Regions from separate parts of the Homo sapiens genome. Here region 2 is linked to region 1. Evidence: chromatin loops called from intact Hi-C (ENCODE). Cell type or tissue: PC-9. All regions are shown on one strand. Links, peaks and the distances in the headings refer to the core of each region. The heading gives the core; the rest is flanking DNA.

Region 1 (5,234 bases), core at 1,171-3,670:
AGCTGGGCTTGGTGACACATGCCGGTAATCCCAGCTACTTGGGAGGTTGAGGCAGGAAAATAGCTTGAACCTGGGAGGCGGAGGTTGCAGTGAACCGAGACCGCACCATTGCACTCCAGCCTGGGCGACAAGAGTGAAACTCCGTCTCAAAAAAAAAAAAAAAAAAAAAAATTTAAATAAATGGAGAGATGCGTTGTGTTCATGCATGGGAGGGCTGGCTCTCATAGTTGCCCCAATTTAATCTGCAAATTCAATGTAATCTAGTTTAAGCTGTGACAAGATTTAATGTGGAATATGAAATCACACAAATGAATTATAAAATTCATATGGAAGAGTAAGGTCCAGGAATACCTCAGACAACTCTGGGAAAGAAGAGGAGGAGGGGAGTTGTGGTAACGACAGTCCAGCAGTAGAGTCAACTCAAACCCAAGCATGTGTGGGAACTTGTATGTGTGAGCTGAAGAGTTACAAATAGATGGGGAAGGATGGGCTATTTACTAAATGGTGCTGGGAGAACAGGCTCTCCCCATGGAAAAACAATTAGATCCTCACATTACACAACAGTACATTCCAGATGGGATTAAAGACTGTATATAAAACTTTAGAAAGAGCTGCAGTGGAATACCTTTGTCACACCGGGAAAGGAGTCCCTACACAAGTTATGAAAATAAATTTCAAAATGAAGAGACTGATACATTAAGATAAAAATTCTATGTAAACAAAGGCATCCTAACAGAGTTAAAAAGCAAGAATAGACCAGGAAAGTATTTACAATATATAACAAATACATTAGTACACAGATTATTTTGAAAACTATAAATCACTAAGAAAAAAAGATACACGCCAGGTAGAAAAATGGGGAAGTTTATGAATGGAGAAGTCAATGAAGAGAAATCCAAATGACCAGTAAACATAAGAAATGATGCCCAGCTTCACTCAAGTTCGCTGGGGGTTATTGGAGCACTGCAATTTAGGCAACGATGAGATACCATTTCACACCTATTGGATTTCCCGACACGGAAGAGTGTTAGCATCACGTGCTGGCAAGGATATAGAGCAATGGGAACTTTCAGATGCTGCTGGTGGAGATTGGTATCGTTTGGAGAGCAATTTGGCGATACACGGTGAGGCTGGACTTGCTAGTCCACAGCCAGACATATCCTGGAAGAACTCTCCCACGTGTGCACAAAGAGACTTGTATAAGAATGTCCATGCAGGCGTTTTTTTAAATGAAGGAAAACCCACCTTCCCTGAAGTAGAATAGAGAACTAAATCAAAATAGTCACACCATGCAAGACTCTACAGTGGTTAGAAATGAATAAACCAGATCTATATCTACACAGATACATCTCTCAAATAGTGTTGAGAGAGAAAAAAGGCAAATTGTAGGTGTCCAATGTGATCATATTCATGTAAACGTTAAGAAACACACAAAGCAGGCCGGGCGTGGTGGCTCACGCCTGTAATCCCAGCACTTTGGGAGGCAGAGGCGGGTGGATCATCTGAGGTCAGGAGTTCGAGACCAGCCTGGCCAACATGGTGAAACCCTGTCTCTACTAAAAAAATATGAAAATTAGCTGGGCGTGGTGGTGCACGCCTGTAATGCCAGCTACTCAGGAGGCTGAGGCAGGAGAATGGCTTGAACCTGGGAGGTGGAGGTTGCAGTGAGCTGAGATGAACAGGACTGCACTCCAGTCTGGCCGACGAGTAGAGTGAAACTCTGTCTCAAAACAAAAACAAAAACAAGCAAAAACAAAGCACAAAGCAATACTGTATTAATTATGGATGCTTATAGATGTAGTAAAAGTATAAAAGTGTGGGCTGTAAGGATCTGCATCAAATTCTAGTTAGCAATGACCTCCAAGAAGGGAGGGAGGGGAGAGGAACTTCAAACTTTATCTGCAGTGTACTGCTTTACAACACACGCTTATGTGTGTGGGTGTGTGTATGTATAAACATACGTGGATTATATACAAAATTGTGCCTAGACATTTTGTACTTTTTTTCTTTGTATCAGGGTATATTACATGTGGTGATGTGTACAAGTGTGTATATATACACACGTATAATATATAAACACACGTATATTGACGCATATACCTATATACATAGACATATACACAGATACACATAAAACATTGAAGAGAGAAAAAAGAAAAGGGAGATGCACATGGTACACCTACCGCATGGTGCTTCTGGACCATCTGAAGCCCACCGCTGGAGGCAGGTGCCTGCAGGCCCATGTTAAGAAGTCCCTACTTTAGATGTCCAGACTGGGCCGATCCACTTGTCAAGGAAATGGTGACAGAGAAACAGAATGTCTGGCTGCAGGTCGCATGGGCGTTTGGACAGAGCTGGACACGGAGCCCAGGAACCCTTCCCTTCTCCCCTGCTTCTTTCTCCTTCCAGTCACCCTCGCTCTAACCTGTGTGCATTGTCACCTTTGACATTGTGACTCAGAAAAGACAAGTTGCTTGTGTGGAGAGGATGGCAGCAAGGTATTCTCCACATACCAAATCACAACAGCTCAGCGTCTGCTGCTCTTGGAAATGATGTTTATCTTAAGGGTGGTTCTTGGATGCCATGCTTTCCCTTGGGTTTTTGCTTTGCCTGGGGTATTGAGCTAATTTGTTGCTTCTGAGTCTGAACATAAAAAGGCAGGCTGGCTGCCAGGGCCCTAAAAGATCTAAGAGCCTTAAATGATCTTGAACTTGCCTTAAATAGTTTTACTTAAAATAGCTACTGAGCAGGACATACCTGGCCCAGAATTTCAGGTGAGCCTGCACGATTCATTTGTCAGCAGAGGAAAATTGTCATGCTGCAGACAACTTGTTCTTGCAATGAAAAACAAGCCGAAGCCTTAACCAGGTGTTAAAATGATGGGCCAGAACTTGTTCCAGCCACAGCGTCAGGGGTTTGGTAGGGACAAGGGGAGACCCGGAAGAGCAGTCACCTGTGACCTAGTTCTCTGGGATTGGTTTTCGGTCTAAGGCTGTCTTGGTTTTATGCTCTGAGCCAAGCTGGACTGGCTGTGCGCGGCTGGCCTGCGAGAGGTTCTGGGTGTGAACTGAGGGACAGAGGCAAGATGAGGGTTGTGAAGCTCATTGTCTTAACCCTCCTATCTGACGTCTTCACCCGGATGGTGATGCCTTTAAGTGGGCAGGAGTTTAATTGACCGGACTGCCCTCCTGAGTCATTGGAGCTGGTGCGGGGAGTGGTGATCAAAGCCGAGCCAGCTGCCATCTCTGGAGCCAGAAAAGCTCCAGAAGGCAGCATCCAGGGCAGACTCAGAATCAGGACTGAGCAGGTGCAGGGGCAGACTCAGAATCAGGAGCAGACTCAGAATCAGGACTGAGCAGGTGGCTCAGCTGACTGGACCATTAGAAAGGCTTGAGTTTCTCTGGGCGGAAACCAGGGAAGCAAATGAGAAACACGGAGCTGTCGATGGGCTGGGGGAGGCTGGGACACCGCCTGATACTCCTGCCGGCTTTGAGCTTTGGGTGGTGACAGGGACACTCAGGGCTGTCCAGACCCTGTTCTCCAGTGTCCGCCAACTGCATGCCGGCTGGGAACGTCCTGAGCTTTTTTGGATCTCTGAGCCTCTACACAGATTGTGGCATCTAGAAAGTAGTTCCTCTGATCTTCTGCAGCTCAGCCAGGCTGCCGACACCTCTCCTCCTCCTTTCACCCTGCCCTGGGAGGGCTTCCGGGTTGTACTTGCCCTGGGTGGCTGGCCTCCTCCTGGCTCCTGGGACTGGGTCTTGGCCTTGCCACCGACCAGAAGCCCTGGTCTTGCTCCCACCAGCTGATGTTTCTCCTGACTATTGCTCCGAAGGCCCTCACCAGCCCTGCAGGGAGGTGTCACCAGGCCTGGTTAATGGTGATGAGGCCTTAGACCCAGGTACCTTCTGACAAACCAGTGACTGACAGGCCAGGGCCGGACCCCACACCCTCTGACTCACCTTCTACTGCTGTCACCTCGTACCTGCTTCCCAGACAAAGGTAAATCATCAGACAGAAAAGCCTTTCGGCTTCTGCCAGAATGAACAGACAAGAGGCATAGCAACCTCCGGAGACCCCACCAGCCGCCGTTTCTCCCTCTGTCCACCGGGTGCGTGCACATGCGTGTGCGTGAACGCGCACAGACTCAAAGGGCTGCACACCAGCATGGCTCTGTCTCGGGGAATCTGTACTGGCTCCTGCTCATCAGCATTGGAACCACTCACACCTCTCTCTATTGGAGGGAAAAAGAAAAGCCCTCCAGTCCTTCTAGGAAGCCACTCAAACTACACATTTGAGTCACTCACATTTCAGTCACTCAAGCTGCACATTTATCAGCTGGACTAATCATCTTTTGCTGAAACCTCCTCCTCGTGTGGGTCCCTGTCTACAAGAAGAGACCCCTGTCTACCTTAGTGGCAGAGCTGGAGGCCTAGAGGTCACCATCGCCTCCTCCTGCTCCCGTGCTCCCCCAAGCCTGTCTCACTGTCTCCTGAATGGCTCTCAGGCTCCCTGCATTGCCCCTGCCACCGCCCAGCACAGGCTGTGGCCTCTGTGGCCTCTACCTGCCTCAGGGCCTCCTCCTGCCCCACCCCACCGCCTCGAGCCCTGGCTGTAGCTGCAGCTCTGCCCATCCCCCATCTTCATGCTTTTGCTTCCTTTCAGGCTTTGCTTCTGTTGTTCTTCCTGCCCAGAACGGCTTTACCTGTCACCAGGTTCGCCCCTCAGCCTTCCCACCCGTCACCAGGTTCGCCCCTCAGCCTTCCCACCCGTCACCAGGTTCGCCCCTCAGCCTTCCCACCCGTCACCAGATTCGCCCCTCAGCCTTCCAAGTTCTGCTGCACTGTCAGTTCCATCAGCCGACTCACCCCGATTTCCCCAGCCCGCCGGATGTACCCTTCGTCTGGGCCCCCAGGCCCCCTGCCACCTGGACGTTGCCTGCTGGCTTGCCTGTTTCTGACACTGGGCTCTGGGCTTCCTGGGTGAGTCAGCCCAAAGTTAGGCCTCTGGCTGCTCTCTAAGGTTAGTTCCGATTCTGCCACCTCTGTGGTGGCCGGCAGACGTGCGTTCATTTATTCAGCGAGTATTGCTGTGTGCTCTCACTGGCCTGGGCACTTAGAGATAAGAAAATGTGGCCCCTGCCTTGCAAGAGTCTTAAGAGACTCTTGGTTATGAGTCTTTGTGAGGGACCAAGGCCAGGCACCTGCGCTTTGTTTAAGTGTCATTTATTGAAC
Region 2 (5,234 bases), core at 1,427-3,926, 130 kb after region 1:
AAATAATAAAATATACATTGCTTGTATTATAAATTCCATTTAGCCAGTTGATTCTCAGAGACTGCTTTCATTGATTTTTGCCGAATTCTGGTTCCATAACCAGCCGATGGCTGCCATGCATGAACAGTTGTCTTTCCAGCGTAAATATTGGGTAATATTTTTGCCACAGAAACAACAAAGACATATGTCAGAACTTCATTCACTCACCAGGGATGGGAACAACTTCCTTGCTAAATTGGAAAATAATTTTCAAATACTGAAAGAATATCTCTTCAGTTTTGTAAGCTGTTCACAGTGTAATACCTACAGACATGAAACATTTTTAAGTTATACCTGCAGTATTAATGCTTTCTCCATCACTTTCTTAAGCCCAGAAAATCAACAGTAAACCCAGCCCTTGTTTGTAGCATTTGTCGATTTCCATATGGGAATATCCCGCCATGGCCAATTTCAAGCTTTTCACGTGACGTCACTGAAGACGGGTTGGTAAAAGAGGGGTCCAGTAGCCACCATGAGATAGTGCTTCCCCTGTGTAGATAGAACAGATGTGAGTAACCCTGAAGCACAGATAATGACAAAATATAGTGAGATCATGAGGAAGGGGCAATTTGTGAATATTCATTACCTTTGTTTTTAGTATAATTTATTCAATTGTAAGCTTCTATAATTTAATGTTTAATAAAGACTGTGTTTAACAACCAGCTCACAAAGGTTCTGAAAATGTTCACAATCAGTTCCGTTAAGCCAGTGCTGGTCGGCTGCAGCGCACCACTGCATATTGGGAATTGAACGGGTAGAGGGTTGTCTTTCTCTTGGGACAAGCACACTTTAAGGGGAGCGTATTCATTGCAGGACCAAGGCTCAACGTGCACTGCTCCCCACCCGTCCCAGCTCCTCTTTATGCTTGCGGGGGCCAGCCACTCTCCAGTCCTCCCCAGGAATATACGTCGCAACCAGGCATTCTTTTTTCATTGGCCTCATTCTTCCCAGGGCCGGCTCAGAGGCCCCCCGGTCTAATTGCCATTGGTTTAACTGCTGTTTAATAAATCAAACTATTTTTCTGACTAAATCTTGCTAATCAGTAAATAGTGATCATCTGAATTCTCCATATGCTAAAAAGTCATTTTTCCAAGGGGTAAAATTAAAGTAATATTTGGCATAAAAAAATTCTAATACACAGGCAGACACCTTTATGTCTAATATCTCAACTGTAGAGGTTAGATAATCACAGAGTGCTATACTGTGTTATAGCCTTAAAATGTAGAGTGCTTACAGATCACTAAGAAATATTTAAATAATATCACTAAATAGGCCAAAATCCTGAAAAGCAATTCGTAAAGAAAACATACAAATAACCAGTAAACACAAGATAGTCAACATTTGTAGTATCCAAATAAAATATAAACTAAAGGCCAGGTGCGTTGTCTCACGCCTATAATCCCAGCACTTTGAGAGGCCAAGGCAGGTGGATCACGAGGTCAGGAGTTGGAGACCAGTCTGGCCAACGTGGTGAAACCCTATCTCTATAAAAATACAAAAATTAGCCGGGCATGGTGGCGTGCACCTGTAGTCTCAGCTACTCGGGAGGCTGAGGCAGGAGAATTGCTTGAACCAGGGAGGTGGAGGTTGCAGTGAGCCGAGATTGTGCCACTGCACTCCAGCCTGGGCAACAGAGACTCCGTCTCAGAAAAAATAAAAATAAAAAAAATAAACGAAAACACAAGAAGGCAAAATCATGATAGAAAGCCAACAAGCAGCAGTTGCAGAGATGGTAGAACAAATGTGTGAAACGAATCTGTATGGCACTCTGCACTCGGGGCCACAGAGTGATGTGATTTAAAGAACGGGAATGCAGGGGCAGAGGAGCCTGGGTCCCACGCTGGCTGCACCGGTGACGGGCTGGGAGACCTGGGACTGATGACTCCCTCATCAGCGTCTTACCAGCACCTGGTGGACATGAAATTTCTCACGCAGCCTGTGTAGGTTGTCACAGAAGCCCAGGCTCCTCTCCCCTCTCCCTACCTGCCACTGCAAGTGTGTGTTTTACCACAGCCTTTAGGAATTGGTCCATTTGCTCTCTGGGAAAATTCCAGCCTGGAGAAGCTGGTAGAGACCTGCCTCCATGCCTCTGAGGAAAATCAAATTGGCTGCGACCTCTACAGAACCCAGGAATTTGGAATTCACTGAATCCAGGGTTGCTGCGCTGGAGGCAAAGCTGGGCTGCTATTGGGTTGGCTGGCCCTAAGGGAAAACTCTTCTGACTTTTGAACTCAGCAGGTACATTTCTATTCTTCCTTTCTTCTTCTTAAGCAACACTTTTCCCGAGAAAAACAAACAAAACTTTGCTAACCAAAAGCTTTGTGTTGAAACTGCCAGGAGGAGATGATAAGCCAAGCATTGCCTTGGCTCCTCAGGACTTTTGCAGGCCCCCGGGGCAGAGCCATTCAGGAAGTTCCCACAGGGCTTGGCTTTCTTTGGAGCTCAGCCCAGTGCACCTGACTCTACCCTGTGCTTCTGTGGAATCCCAGCTTTGGTTCTGTCCTTCCCAGAAACCTGAAAGTTGAAGCCAAGACAGGATCAAGGAAGGTCTAGTCAGAACTGTGGTGCTTTTGCCAAAACTTGCAGAATAAGCTATCGGGGCACAGATCAGTTACGAAAACCAAATCTGACCCGTTATCCAGGCGACTTGAGTGAGAGGAGCAGGAGGGTGGCGGGAGGAGACCAGGCTGCCGCAGACACTGGAGCTCCTGAACGGGATTTGGACCTCAGGGTGGTGTTTAGGGAGAGCCCAGAGCAGAGCAGCTGGCAGGCGTGGTCTGAGTTCAGCTGGCCGCTTCCTGGCCTGGTCACGGAATCTCTCAGTCTCTGTTTCTGCACGTGTGTGATGGGAATAATAGTGTCTACTTCAACGGGCCTGGGGAGATTCAAATGGAGGAAGGTTTCATATGAACAAATCCTTTATGAGGAGTTTCAAAGGTTTCAGGATTACAATCTTTGTCCATAGTGCCTATAACATCAGAAACACCAAGAAGTGTTTCTTGATATTGAGCTTCCTTGAAGCCAATTACACATGTCAGTTACATATCGAATTCTGTGTTCTGCCTTGTGCTGTGACGGTGTCTCACGAAGGTGCTGCTATACCTTTGGAAGACTCCAGAAAGCCCAGGGAAGCAGGTTCTTTTCAAACATGATAGTTCACACTTCATACCTCGAAGCATGTATTTTGATGACGTTTTACTCCGCAAATGTCACACTGGCCCCACTGCGTGTCTCCCCAGACTGGCCCAGCCCTGCTGTCGTCAGGCCTTGCCTGTTGCCCAGTAAAGAGATCTAGCCCTCACTTCCTTGCCTCGGCTCCCCCAGCCTCCCCCACGGTGAAGCCTGGGCGTTGGAATGGCTGCTGACGTTCCCACCGGGGAGGAGCAGCGGAGGCGCAGGGGCCGGTCCGACCCAGCGGGACCCCGGGGGGGCGGGGGTTGTGGCTTTTCCCTCCACTTCCAGGTGAGGCTTGGTATCAGGCCTCCCCAGCATCTGGCTGCCTGGAGGGGGCAGGTAACACAACCCAGAAGGAAGGTTTACCCAAGGAAAGACAGGACATAAAGTGTATGCCCTTCCTGTCTGAGGGCACATTGGTCTCACAAGGCCTGTTTGGAAGACTTCCCCCAGCTAAGCAACCACCCCGTTTCTTTGTGGAGCTGCAGCCAGCTTGAAACACAGCTCCTTCCATTTGTCAACCCCGGGCGCTTCCTCCTGCTGCCCTCCACTCCTGTTGCCCTGGGATTGCACCTCCCAATAAAGCTTCAGCCCATGGGCTTCACTTCAGTCCCTTGTTTTCCAGGGAACCTGGACTAAAACACGTGTTCCGGTGGCAGATTGAACAAGAGCTTTGGTAATCTCTGTGAAATACTGCAGAGGGACAGATGACCAAAGCCACCACATTTAGAACTTTGGCTGCCTTTGGAAGTCCAGAGCTGGATCTCTCAGCTCCCGCCCCCAGAGGCTCAGCACTTTGGACATGGCTCACAAACAGTTGTTGATTGACTGCATGAATGCGTGTGCGTGCAAGCATGAACCTTGTTTAAATCAAGAGCTTACATAATTTTAACCAGTTCTGTCTTCAGCTGTACATACTCAGTAAAATGTTTAATGAAGGGGAAGAGATTAGTCTCTTCTGTGTGACCATGTTTTCCCTTTATTCATCCTAAAAAGTTCCATGAATTCTTGATTTCCTTTCAGTGGCCCTTTCAACAATGTCTTTTTTCCCAAGAGCATAACTGTTCTCATTTTATTGCTAGCCATCTTGATCTGTGTTTTATTGACATCTCTTTTGAGCTAATCTTCATTTCTAAGATAAGAGTTGAGATTTTGCAATCTGTGTTCGATGGCTCAATCTATCCTGTGCTTGATGCTAGAAAGGAAGACAGATTTAAAGCACATGCCTTCTGTGCCGGCTTTCAAGTTTGTCACTAAACTCTCATTTCTGGAAAGTGCAATTATAGAGTATCACTCCCACTTCCTTGGAAACAGAGCTGAAGAACTTGGCACACTCTCCAAACAGTCACCATACACACTGTTGTCAAAAAGTTCCATTTTTAACCCCATTTGCATTAATATTGCAGTCAATCTCTTTACCTCCTTTTCTCTTTCACGGGGCCGTGACAGTGACGCCTTTCCCCAAAACTCTCCTCGTTTGAGAAAAAAAGAAGTATGTATCCCCACTTATCTCGGGGAGAAATGCAACCAACTGCTGCTGTGCACATTTATGAATCACAGTATTGTTTAGTCGGTTCTGTATCTCCAGTAGAAAGCATAACAAAAAGATGACCTTTGTCTCACCTCATAGCTAATTTTTGCAAATAAAATACTAAACATTGATGAAAATGAAAATGACAGATCTGAGGAAGAGGGAGAGCTCTCTTGAAACCCCTTTCCCAGATTTGCCCTCAGTTTTAGGAATGAGGTACGCTTGGGCATTCCTGTTGCCTGCATGGTTCGGCATTCTGGCAGCCAGGTTCGCCCCAGAATAGATAAGTGTGTTTGATTTTCGAACATTTGACTTTATTACCTATTTCCAGAAACACTTCGTGTTCAAACTACGTCTCTACAGGCATTTCTACTTGGTCTTTTTCTCCCCTGACATTTCACAGAGTCCTAACTGTGCTGCATGTATAACTTGTTCTTTCTTTTTGTTACTTGCATAGCAAGCATGTTTCTATGTCATTAAATATCCTTTG

Evidence for each region. Hi-C counts contacts between places; a loop is a spot of excess contacts. Peaks named below come from ENCODE experiments on the same cell type or tissue, not always from the same donor. Only the 100,000 strongest peaks of a DNase experiment are listed, where the experiment ranks them.
Region 2: a loop joins it to region 1, with 4 times the contacts of the local background. A loop is called at or near these places in 2 of 110 quality-filtered maps.

The regions. Positions count from the first base shown.
Region 1 is chr15:101,480,895-101,486,128 of GRCh38, reverse strand. All of the region lies in intron 1 of PCSK6 (proprotein convertase subtilisin/kexin type 6), which reads left to right. LOC124903566 reads left to right here. Exons shown (of 2, transcript XM_047433427.1): 1 at 1-4,779; 2 at 4,812-5,234. Among named protein-coding and RNA genes, the nearest start is that of PCSK6, 6.2 kb to the left of the region's middle. In PC-9, for the core only: no CTCF peak of the experiment used is centred there; DNase peaks (open chromatin) are centred at 2,518 and 3,148; H3K4me3 peaks cover 1,216 bases; H3K27ac peaks cover 2,408 bases.
Region 2 is chr15:101,346,382-101,351,615 of GRCh38, reverse strand. All of the region lies in intron 13 of PCSK6 (proprotein convertase subtilisin/kexin type 6), which reads left to right. Among named protein-coding and RNA genes, the nearest start is that of PCSK6-AS1, 15 kb to the right of the region's middle. In PC-9, for the core only: no CTCF peak of the experiment used is centred there; a DNase peak (open chromatin) is centred at 2,455; H3K27ac peaks cover 2,034 bases.